Linked DNA regions of Homo sapiens: region 2 is linked to region 1. Evidence: chromatin loops called from intact Hi-C (ENCODE). Cell type or tissue: CD14-positive monocyte. All regions are shown on one strand. Each heading gives the region's core, and the rest is flanking DNA. Links, peaks and the distances in the headings are about the cores only.

Region 1 (5,374 bases), core at 1-5,000:
TCACAAGAAAAGGTCTACCATATTAAAATATGAATGCAACAGAACCTGCACTGTTTTTGAATTTTTTTAATAAAGTTGAATTTATGTATTAAATTCTATCAGCAACCACTAACTTCTCTCAGCTTGAACAAGATAAAATTCATGGTGGTAAAATAGCTGCTTATTTAATTTTTTAAAGTTCTATTTAAATCGCTATTTTACTATTTGAACAGCTGGTGTTCAGGGTATAAATAATTACACAAGTTAAAAATTGCTCATTTTCACTAATCATGACAAAGTCCACTGCGATATATTTTCCTCCCAACTTTTGTCTGTAAGTAAAAATGGAAAATACAAGTTTTACCCAAGAGGTACAAGACTATGGGGGACAACAGCTAGATTTATATTTCCTAATCCCTCAATTATTTCCACTTTTAGTGTGTTCAGCTGAAGTCTATTTTACAACAATCTCTGGATTTTATCTAATTTTAAAAAAACACACAAACACAGTGCCTTTCCAGTTCCTACTGCCTTCCCACATTTCAAACTAAATTTTGAAGAGTTTCTAGGCCAATCTTCTGGTCCTAACAAACAGTAAAAAAAAAAAAAAAAAAATCACGGTTTGTCCATATTCTTAGGCACTTAAACCTTAAAAATAGATTTCAAACGGCTTTTATCAAGCTGTGAAGAAAAAAAATAGTTCCACCTCCTACCTCATAACCAGAGCCCATTTGAATGTACTTCCTACCTATTCTCTACCAATTGATTACACTGGGAACTTTTCTCATACAGACTATAATCATACATCTCAAATTTTAACTAAATACACGAAAAGAACTGAGTTTTGACCTTTAAAAGTATCTTTCTGAACCCTAAAATTACATTAACTCAAAAGATATTTCTAGAAACATTCCTCATGCTAATTTCCAAAGGTTAACTTCATCTTTGTCAACATGGTTTCTCACACCAAGTATTTTCTTGGCTTTGCCATCCAAACAAATGAACTTTATTTGTATTTTTCCAATAAAAGGCTCAAACAATTCCAGTAGTGCAAATGGAACTGGTGATGCTTATGGAAAGTCAGTATAATGCTACAGCCAAGACTCTGTACCAGATGGATGGAAAAGATACGGGAAAAAAACAAATCCTATTTTTTTCCAAAGTAAATAATGAAAACCTAACCATACAGTAGGGCAAAAAGGAAGTTGTCTAAATTCAGAATATCCAAAATTTACTGGATAGTTAAAAAATAATACCCCAATAACAAAAAACGATACTAATTTTGACCTCCATTAGGAATTCTGACTCCATATTAACAATATGGCATTAAGATTTTTTAAAAGTACAAGTAATTAATGTAACTGTTTCCATATGGGTTCCAAAAACTAAGACTGGACTTTTTTTTAACCTGAAGTTCTACCATCTAGAAGACCAAGTTGGTGACTCTTGAGAATAAGGTAACTTCTCATTAGTTTTTTTCCATTGGGAAATTACTGCTCCAAGAACCTACCTTTCCATTCTTTTCAAATATAAGAAAAACAATACTAAGTTCGAATTTAAAGAGAGAAAAACCTATTTAATCTAACGCTTCAAAAACAAGGGGGAAAAATCTACATGGAAATGAAGTGTGATGGAAAACAGCAGTGTGCATGGATCACATCTACTAATAGAGATTTCTAAATAAGGGAGGACGCTGACATCAAGCACATTTCAAGTAGACACACAGAACTGAAGAATTTCCACGGGGAGAAGCACTCATGGTCCTCAGAACATTGGCAATGGCCTTGGAGAAAGCCCCAGAATCCATGGCCACGGGCTATTTCCATAGCGAGACTTCTCAGAAGCATCCTTAGGAGGACACAACGGCTTCTCTGCTTTCAGGGGCTGGGAGGGAGGGGCGCCGAGCACCATCTTTCCTCTCTGGGAGCTGCAGCCTTACGGACAAGCTTCAAACCTGAGCTACTTCCAACTTCCGCGGGGAGGGGCAGCAGGGGAGCGTGGTTCCACCGCTTTCTCTCGCACCAAACGCGGCAGCTGGGCGGCCGTGGCGGTGAGGGGAGAGGCGGCCGGCGCTGCATGCGTGTTTACGTATCTCGGATGGGTGTGGGAAGAGGAGATAGAAAGATTCTAATGAAAAGATGGAGGGGAGAGAGAGAGGGGGTTGAGAAGAAGGGGAGGCACCACCTTTCTTTTCTCTGCTCTTCCTGGGGATCTGAAAACTCCTCCTAACAGGCCTTTCGGGCTCTTCGGGGCCTCTGGGCAGGGCGGCCGCGCCCGCCTCAGAGGAGTCCTGAGGCTGCTCGTGGCTGAGGCTCTGGGCGGCCTCGGCCCCCGCGTTCTCCTCACGCCCAGCGCCGCCGCTGGGCTCAGCGATGTTGAGGCCGCCGCCGCCGCCATTTTGTTGGGAGGACTCAAGCTCCGGAAGCGCCTGCTTCATCTCGTCGTCTCCGCCGCCGCCACTTTCCCAACTCGCATCCGTCGGCTGACAGGCCTCCGTCTCCACAGCAGTCGCCATCGCGCCGGCCTAAGGAGCTCTGGGAAGCTTCTGCCCACAAGGTCGACGGGTGTGGGGGGAAGGGGCGGCGGGCCAGTCTCGCCGCCGAGCTGCTCTCAGCCCACCCACCCCCTTCCCCCCGTGGCCTCAGGCTGCGCTCCCGACCTGGCAGCCTCTTGGGGGGCCCTGTAGCGGGCACCCCAAATGCGCTGCCCGGTCCTCGGAGCCGCTCCTCCCTCGGGCAGTTCTTCTGCCTTCCCCCGCCACTCAACGTGCGCGCGTCGGGGCCGGGAGGGGGCGGGGCCACCGCGGGCCACTCCACCAATGGGAGCGCGGCACCCGCCTGCGCGAGTGCGGAAATACCGCGCCGGGGGGCGGAGTTTCGGGGCGCCCGAGCCCGCCAAAAGGGGCGACCGCAACGCCCCGCGAGGACCTCGACGCCGCAGCCGTGGCCTGCGGAATGCGTGGGCCCCTGGCGATCTTCGGGTTCCCGGGGATTCCCCCGCCGCGCTGCAGGCGAGGGAGACTAGCTTGGCCTCTTCTCCGGAGCGCAGGCGTCGCCCATTTGTGGGCAAAACCCTTCCTCTGCGCACGAGTTATCTCGGCCCAAACGGGCTTCAGAGCAGTGGATGCGGGACGATCTCGGTTTTATGAACTATTTGCATGTGTACAAAAACCTGGAGAGGAGATAAAAGAATGGGCTAGGCGGTAATAGCCTAAAAGCCTCGACAGCCTTTGCGACCTGCTATTCTCACCGGATCTTGTATCTTTATGATAGATTACTCGCACCCGGCCTTCTCTTTTATCTCAGAGAGTGTGACCCAGTGTCACAGCTCCAGCAAGCACTTTCACCTGAGATCCTCTGATGGGACTTAACAACCTAGTGTTAACAGGATTTGGTTCTGGGGAGTTTGAGGGGAGGAGGCTGTTAACTTTTCCCATTTTTTTCCTTTAGTCGCACCCCCCCCCACCACACGCCATGGAGACCGCACCTGGCCTCCATTTGTTCCCTTTCTATGGTTACTTCTGTTAAAAATCTGGCCACTGATAAACCTCTAACTCCACTGTTTCTTCCACTGGAACGTTCATCAACGTTTTCCTATAGTAAATGTATATTAAAGAAAAAATAAACTTGCGGTCACATTAAAAAATACACAGCAGGTCGTCGCTCTCCCATAAAGGGAACAACTTCATAGTTAAGAGCCCTTTACATAGTGGTTTCTACCTTATCAGTATAAACTATCACGGGTTATCGTGAGTACAGCCAATATTTACTGAGTGCTTTCTACGTGCTAGACACGGACTGGACAAGTGATTTACGTGCATTGTCTCCATTTAATCCTCACAGCAACAGACATGAGGTAGATACTAGTTTGCAGAATTTGAAAGAAGCGTTGCAAGACACTGGACAAATTATGGTAACCGAAGATTTGAAACCGGGTCTATTTAACTCTCCGAGTAAGTACTTAAGCACTGCACTGACTGCTTCTCTAAGACCTAATTTTCACAGCAGCTGTGCACTTTTATTCATTTTATGGACGAAGCAACAGAGGGCTGACATTTTGTTGAGGGTCGCCAAGCAGCAGGATCAGGTTTGAGACCCAGATCTCTAGTCTCAAACTGTCTCCCAAGGAGTTTACAGACCAAATTATCATCATAATAAAGCCCCAGGCTTAAAGAGCATTCCTAAGGGCAACACGAAAGTTGGATTCTTTTGTCCTCTAATAAACATTACCACTGTTTAACAGCTGATATTAAAAAAAAATCATGAATTGCCCAACCTATTCGAAACAATTTAGTAAATCATACGAAAGAGAGTGTAAATCCATTATTAGTAAATAGTTTAAAAACACATTTTAGGCCAGGCGCAGTGGCTCACGCCCATAATCCCAGCATTTTGGGAGGCCGAGGCGGGCAGATCACCTGAGGTCAGGGGTTGGAGACCAGTCTGGCCAACATGGTGAAACCCCATCTCTACTAAAAATACAAAAATTAGCCGGGCATGGTAGCACATGCCTGTAATCCCAGCTACTCAGGAGGCTGAGGCTTGAGAATTGCTTGAACCCGGGAGGCAGAGGTTGCACTGACCTGAGATGGCACCATTGCACTCCACCCTGGGCTGAGACTTTGTCTCAAAACACACACACACATTTTAAAATATGTTTAAATGAAAAACTGAGGTCTAGGTTGAGGGAAAAATACATTATTTTAAGAAAAAGTTTTTTAGTTGGGGGAAGGGCTTTACTTGATTTAAAAGAGAGTACAGAAGATCAGAAACTCACATTGCAGTCCCAAATTGGTAACTTTCTTTTTTGTTGATTCATTGAAGGCATCCCTAAAAGCTCATTTTTATCAAATTCAAAAATAAGAATTGTAGCCAGGTGTGGCTCACGTCAAAATCCTACTTCGGGAGGTGGAGGCAAGAGAATCACTTGAGCCCAGGAGTTCAAGCCCAGACTGGGCAATAAGTGAGACCCTGTCTCTATTAAAAACAAACAAACAAAAACAACTAATTGCATGCTAATGCCACCACTTATCCACTCAAGAAAAGGCAACTCTACTTGTAAGCTCGTAGGCTATGCATAAAGCAATCACAGGTTGTTAGTAAAGAGTACCTAAAACTAAGGCTAGACAGAACCATTAGCCCTCCACAGAGGTTGAATCTTAAATTTTGTGAAGATAAAAATTGCTTCCCATTCCAAATCAACATTTATTAAAAAAAAAAAAAACTTTAATGAAATGTAGCTGGGTGTGGTGGCTGACACCTATAATCCAGCACTTTGGGAGCCAAGGCTGGAGGATCACTTGAGCCTAGGAGTTCAAGACCAGCCTTCACCATATGGTGAGACTCTGTCTCTATTTAAAAAAAATAAATAAATAATCCTAGCACTTTGGGAGGCC
Region 2 (5,374 bases), core at 225-5,224, 400 kb after region 1:
CAGGATAGTCAGAACACGAAGCAGACCATAAGGACTAGAATGATAGCATGCAGGAGGCCACATCTCGTCCTCAACAGTGTGGTACAGGGACTACATCTGGTTCTCTGCCCCCTCTCCTCCAATGGTTCTCTGTCCCCTCTCCTCCAGTGGAACAGGCTATTGCAGGAGATGACAAGTTCCCTGTGCCTAGAGGATTCAAGCTTAGGTTAAACAGTAACTAGGAAGAGGTGTTGCAGAGGTGATTTAATCTGGAGGTGAAAGTATGCTACATTAATGGTCACTTTCAACCCTGAGCTCCTGACAAGCAACCAGTTCCTTTGCATTTCACTACTCTCTAGACTCACCTCACTTCAGTCAATGGGTGTTCATTCACTCAGGACAGTTATTGTGCACCCGCTGTATGCCATGGAGCAGGAGTCAGTAGTCAACAGGACAACACACCTCTGTCCTCTTGAATCCTACATTCTCCTTGGTGGATGCACACAATAAACCTATAAATCAATGTATGAATAAGATCATCCCGGGCAAGCTCTATGAATAAAATACAAGAAAGAGTGTGATAGAAACTAATGGGGGAGGGGCTGCTTTGGACAGAGTGGTCAGAAAAACCATCTGTACAGGGGAGACATCTGAGCAAAATGGCAAGAAAGTGCCTGGCATGGAAGAAGTGATGCTAGGTTGAGGGAACAGCGTGTGCAAAGGCCCTGAGAAGTCTTCTGAAAACTTGAACTCAAATGTTCATGAATTGCATCCCAGCCTAAAGGTCTCACCACAGGCCAACAGTCCCTAACCTCACAGCCTGCCTCTCTTTCCCCTAATTGACCAAGTCAAGGCTGACCTGTATTGCCCACTGAAAAGTGTGTTCTGGGAGGGGGCACAAAGGGCAGCCCCCAGTTTGTAGGGAATTGAGATGTAACGGGGCAAGAACCTCCACTTTCCTACCAGAAGTTCAGAGTCCACTTTTCTGGGGCACAGGCCTCATGGAAAATACAATGTAAGGGGAAACCTCTGGAAAAATAACTGTGCTTCAAGTGCCTCGTGTAGATTTCAGGACGTTCAGTGGGGCTCCAGGTTCAGAGCTCTTATCTGTGGAGATTCAGAAGACAGAAACTAAATTGCCAAGAAGAAAGATACCAAATGGGTGCAGACCAGGAAAACTCTACAGATGGAGGGGGCAATCTGCTAGAAATGAATGAATGTGGGAGAAGGTGACAAGATCAGGTCCCTGGACCCTTAAATAGACTCCCACACTCACAGAGACTAGACAATGTCAGACTGTCAGGAGACCCAAGGCTTAAAAGAATCAAGTGAAATCTACCCACCCTCCCCCCAACCAAGAGGCAAACATTCAATCACACCCCAGAGCTTCCAGAGAAGGTCCAAGACCCCATTTCCCAACAGTGTCCTTGACAAAGTTCATCTCTAATCCCACATTCTGAGATATACTTTGCACAAGGCTAGTTAGCCATAGGAGGTGTTACAGCAAAGCTCAAATTTCCCAGTGCGGAAGGGAACACCATGGCTACTGTGTAAGCACCACCAGCTCCTTACCAGAATAAGGGGAAGGAGCAACTGCCTGCACACCCACCTCATTGAGAAGCTAGGGCTGTGCACGCGCTGTTAGATGTCAGTGATAATAATCACAAGAGCAGCTAACACAGAGGATTTACCCTGCCCCAGTCAGTATTTTAAGCACTTTATCCCTATACAACTCTTTAAGGTTTGTACTGTTATCATCCCCACTTTACAGATGAGAAAACTGAGGCATAGGTAAGCGAAGTAACTTGCCTAGGACTACACAGCTAAGACAAAGACCTAGCAAAGCTCCCCTTCTCCACACCCCAGGGAAGAAAGTGGTTATACCTGGGTAGTGCATGGAACGCTTAAAAATAAGTTTCTACCGGTACATTCAGGGCAACTACCGTCTGGCAGTTCTCGCGTCCTCGCCCAGTGCGGGAAGCAAGCCTGGGCCAGGCAATAAATCCAGCAAGCCGAGTCCTCTAAGAACAAGGCGCTCTGTTTCCGCAACATTCAAGCCCGTGATGGGGCTGCTGATAGTGCAAGAGCAGCTCTCCACCACCGCAAAGCCCAAGGGAACCCGTTTCCACTCGGCTCAATCAGCTTCCAGCCTCAGAAAACGCTCACCCGTCTCTGGCTGCGAGGCACCCACGCTGACCTTAACCCCTTGGCGTCCTCCACCCTGGTGTCCTATCTCGGGATTTTCTGGCTGCTCGGTTTACAAGATGCAGCCGCCGGGACAAGGGCCTCAGGCAGGCTGGGACGGCGCCCGCCGCCCGGAGCGCCCTGAGCCCGGCTCCCCCGCCGCGAAGTGACCCGCGGCCCTGTGAGCCGCCACCAGCAGCGCCCGACGCGACGCTGACCTGCGGGTGCCCCGCGGGGCTGGAGAAGAAAGTTGAGCGAAAGGGGCGCGTCCCAGGACAGGTGGCACCTCCCTCCCCGGAAGTGGCTCCGGGAATTTTCGCTCAAGGGGCTACCCGGGGAACAGAGTCAGGGTCCCCAGCAGGAGCGACGGCTAGTCGAGGCTGGCGGTGGCACTGCCCACCTGCGCTGCGCCCAGTGCGCCCCCGTGCGCTGGGCATACCCCAGACCAGGGAGCGCTCAGGGCCCGCCGGGGACGCCGAGACCTAGCAGGGTAACTCGGAGGTGGGAGTGGGGGTCCAGCTCGGGGACCAGGGCAAAGGAGGGACTAGACCGGAAGACGGTCTCACTCCGGGAGACCTAGCGGGGGTGTCCCGCCAAAGGGGTGTCTAGCCGGGGAGGGTCTAGCGCGGGAGCGGGTTTCCCGACTGCTTCCCGCACTCACCTCGACCCCCGCGCTGGTTCGGCCTCTCCAGGCTGGAAAACTCACCGCGGCGGCGGCGGCTGCGGCGGCGGCTCCCCTGGGCTGGGCGGGGCCGGGGGCGGGGAGGCCGGGCCGGCCACGTGGGCGGGAGGCGGGCCGGGGACCCCCGCGGGCGCCGGAGCCGGGCGACGCAGGACTTGGACGTGGCCACGCCCGGCCACCGCTCGACACCCCAGCTCCCCATGCACGGCCTAGGTCTACAGGGAGGCTAGAAAGAGGAGAGCGGAGGCCCCAGGACATCCCTCCCCCGCCGCCACCTAAATCAGACTCAGGCGGAGAGAATTGACCGAGTCGGAGGAGGGGTAAACAGCCCTGCCCCTCGCTCCCACTGTCCCGCCAGAGAACGCGCCGCGGAAACCCCGAGGGCGGGTCAAGGGCCAGGTACCCGAGTGGGAGTGGACTCTCGTGCCGGGGTGGTAGGGGCTACCCTAGCGGTCCAGGGCCAGAGCCTGCACGCGGCGCCCCCACCCCCACCGCTGGGCTGATCTTGGGTGTGTCAGATCTTGCCCAAGCCTCACTTTCCTCCACGGTGGAGGTGAGAATGAGGACGAGCCTGGAGCTGCGTGAACCCCGGCGCCCAGCAAGCTCTCAGGAATCGCCGGCCTGTAGGTGGACGCAGAGCCTGAAAGTGAGGGGCCTGGGTCGTGCATACGGAAATAAATATGGGACTCTAAATAAAGCGAGTTTCTGCAGGCATTCATTCATTCAACAGATGAACGCCTACGGTCTTCACCACCTCTTAAAATCAGAAATAAAGAATGCCCCAGACTGTAGTTACTGGGCTCAAGAAAGTGTAAACTCTGATGCTAAAAATAAAAAATTCATCGGTTCCCCCCATGTGCCAGCGGTGCATTTTAGGTGCTTGATCGAAGTTAACATTAACGACAGCCTTTAAGGTGGAGGGCCTGTGCGGGCCCGCTTCTCAAATGAAGAAATCGAAGCTTAGCAAGGTGAAGCCAGCCCCCAGAGCCAGAGGATCACAGTCTGGCCCCTGTTTACAGAGGAAAGAGCATCAGCCCAAAGTACTAAGACTCTTGCGCAGGTGCAGGAAGGGTGTGAGGGTTGAGAGCTCCCTGGGAGACCACCTGTAGTGACAGCAGCAGCTGGGATGCAGATCTTCCAGACTTACTTCACAGCAACCTCTGCCTTCTGTTGCAAGTGCTCAGCCTTGCAGTGCTGGGTGGCCTCTTCCTGGCCTGCAGCCCACCTTTTGGGCCAGAAACTGGGCATCTTGAGCAAACCAACTTCTGTTCCAACAGCTGCAACTTCATCCCACTACAGCTTCTGGGGGTTCCTTGACCCCAGACTCAATGCGTTATGACCCACCAGTTTCCTATTCAGGGAACACACTCTCTCCAGTACTCCGTTTCCAAGGACAACTCCTGTGTCCAGACCCCTAGTCCTCAACCTTTTCCCCAAGAACCCTTTTGTCATTCTCCTTCCTCCCTAAAGCAGAAGATCCCTACGACAACCAGGCGTGTTTATCAAGTAATTACATTTACTAAGCAAAGGGCTTCTCCTCTCTCTGAAGAGCCTGCTCCCTCATCTGAGCCCAGCAGTCCCTTCAGATCCGCCAGCCAACACCTGGTGTTCTACCCAGGCAAGCTTGTCAAAGAGAAAAGTTTTCTTTGCATGAGATTCAATTTAACAATTATTTGAGCATCTACTACATGCCACACACTGTGCTAGGCTCTGGGGACAGTAGTGACTGGATACCAAGATAGACACTATCCCTGACCTTATGGAGCTTATGAGCTGATGAGGGAGATAGTCGACTGACCCCTCACCAGGCAGCAAGGGATCAGGATGTGGTGACAGACACCTGGAAGAAGTACTGGCCCAGGCAGAGCACAGGTCACACTGCTGGAAGTCCATGGACGGGGGAGGTAAGGGGAGAAAGAGGCTGGAGGGGCCTTGATGGACAAAGTGAGACATTAGACCTTGTCCACCGAAAGGTTCAGACAGAGACATGATGGGATGTGAGCTACAGTTTGAAGACATCACACTGGCTGCTGAGTGAAAGATGATGTGGCAAGTGAGTCTCCTATATACAGCCAAAGGCAATGTGCCTTTTTATTATTACTAAAGGCAAATGCCTTGACTTCCTCTGTTTTATAATTCAGGATTTCCGGAAAGCAGGACACATCTGCAAGTAGGATATTTAGATTAGCAACACAGCAATTTAACCCACAAGGTTTCTATGTGCAGCTCTCCCACCCTCTCCTATCCATGCTGTGCTTGGCCCTGAGGTGGGCTTAGGGTTGGGGAGGACTTCGTTCCTAGACTCAGACTGAGAGTCTGTGGGGGGAGAGGTGATACACCCAAAGACAGTCCTTTATGGGGTGAGAGAGAAGATAGGCAGGAAATGTGGATGTCTATCCACAAAGTTTGGAAACTGGTGAAGACTCCAGAAGCCTCTGATGGTCAGTCATCTCTTCTCCTTGAAATAGTCAGTTTATTCATAAGGGCCCGTTCTTAAGTTCAGTTCCCTCTCCCCAAACTACAAGACAG

Evidence for each region. Peaks named below come from ENCODE experiments on the same cell type or tissue, not always from the same donor. Only the 100,000 strongest peaks of a DNase experiment are listed, where the experiment ranks them.
Region 2: it touches region 1 in a loop (2.8-fold over the local background); 5 of 110 quality-filtered maps call a loop at or near these places.

Annotation. Positions count from the first base shown.
Region 1 is chr3:56,680,513-56,685,886 of GRCh38, forward strand. TASOR (transcription activation suppressor) reads right to left here and starts at 2,753. Exons shown (of 24, transcript NM_001365635.2): 1 at 2,164-2,753. The coding sequence starts at 2,494. RefSeq lists enhancers at 1,584-2,528, 1,736-1,855, 2,276-2,445 and a silencer at 2,586-2,885. In CD14-positive monocyte, for the core only: no CTCF peak of the experiment used is centred there; DNase peaks (open chromatin) are centred at 1,979, 2,419 and 2,789; H3K4me3 peaks cover 2,732 bases; H3K27ac peaks cover 2,507 bases.
Region 2 is chr3:57,076,402-57,081,775 of GRCh38, forward strand. It overlaps a transcript of ARHGEF3 not described here. Among named protein-coding and RNA genes, the nearest start is that of SPATA12, 18 kb to the left of the region's middle. RefSeq lists silencers at 2,262-2,401, 2,882-2,951. In CD14-positive monocyte, for the core only: CTCF peaks have their summits at 2,420 and 2,619; a DNase peak (open chromatin) is centred at 2,190; H3K4me3 peaks cover 1,886 bases; H3K27me3 peaks cover 4,550 bases.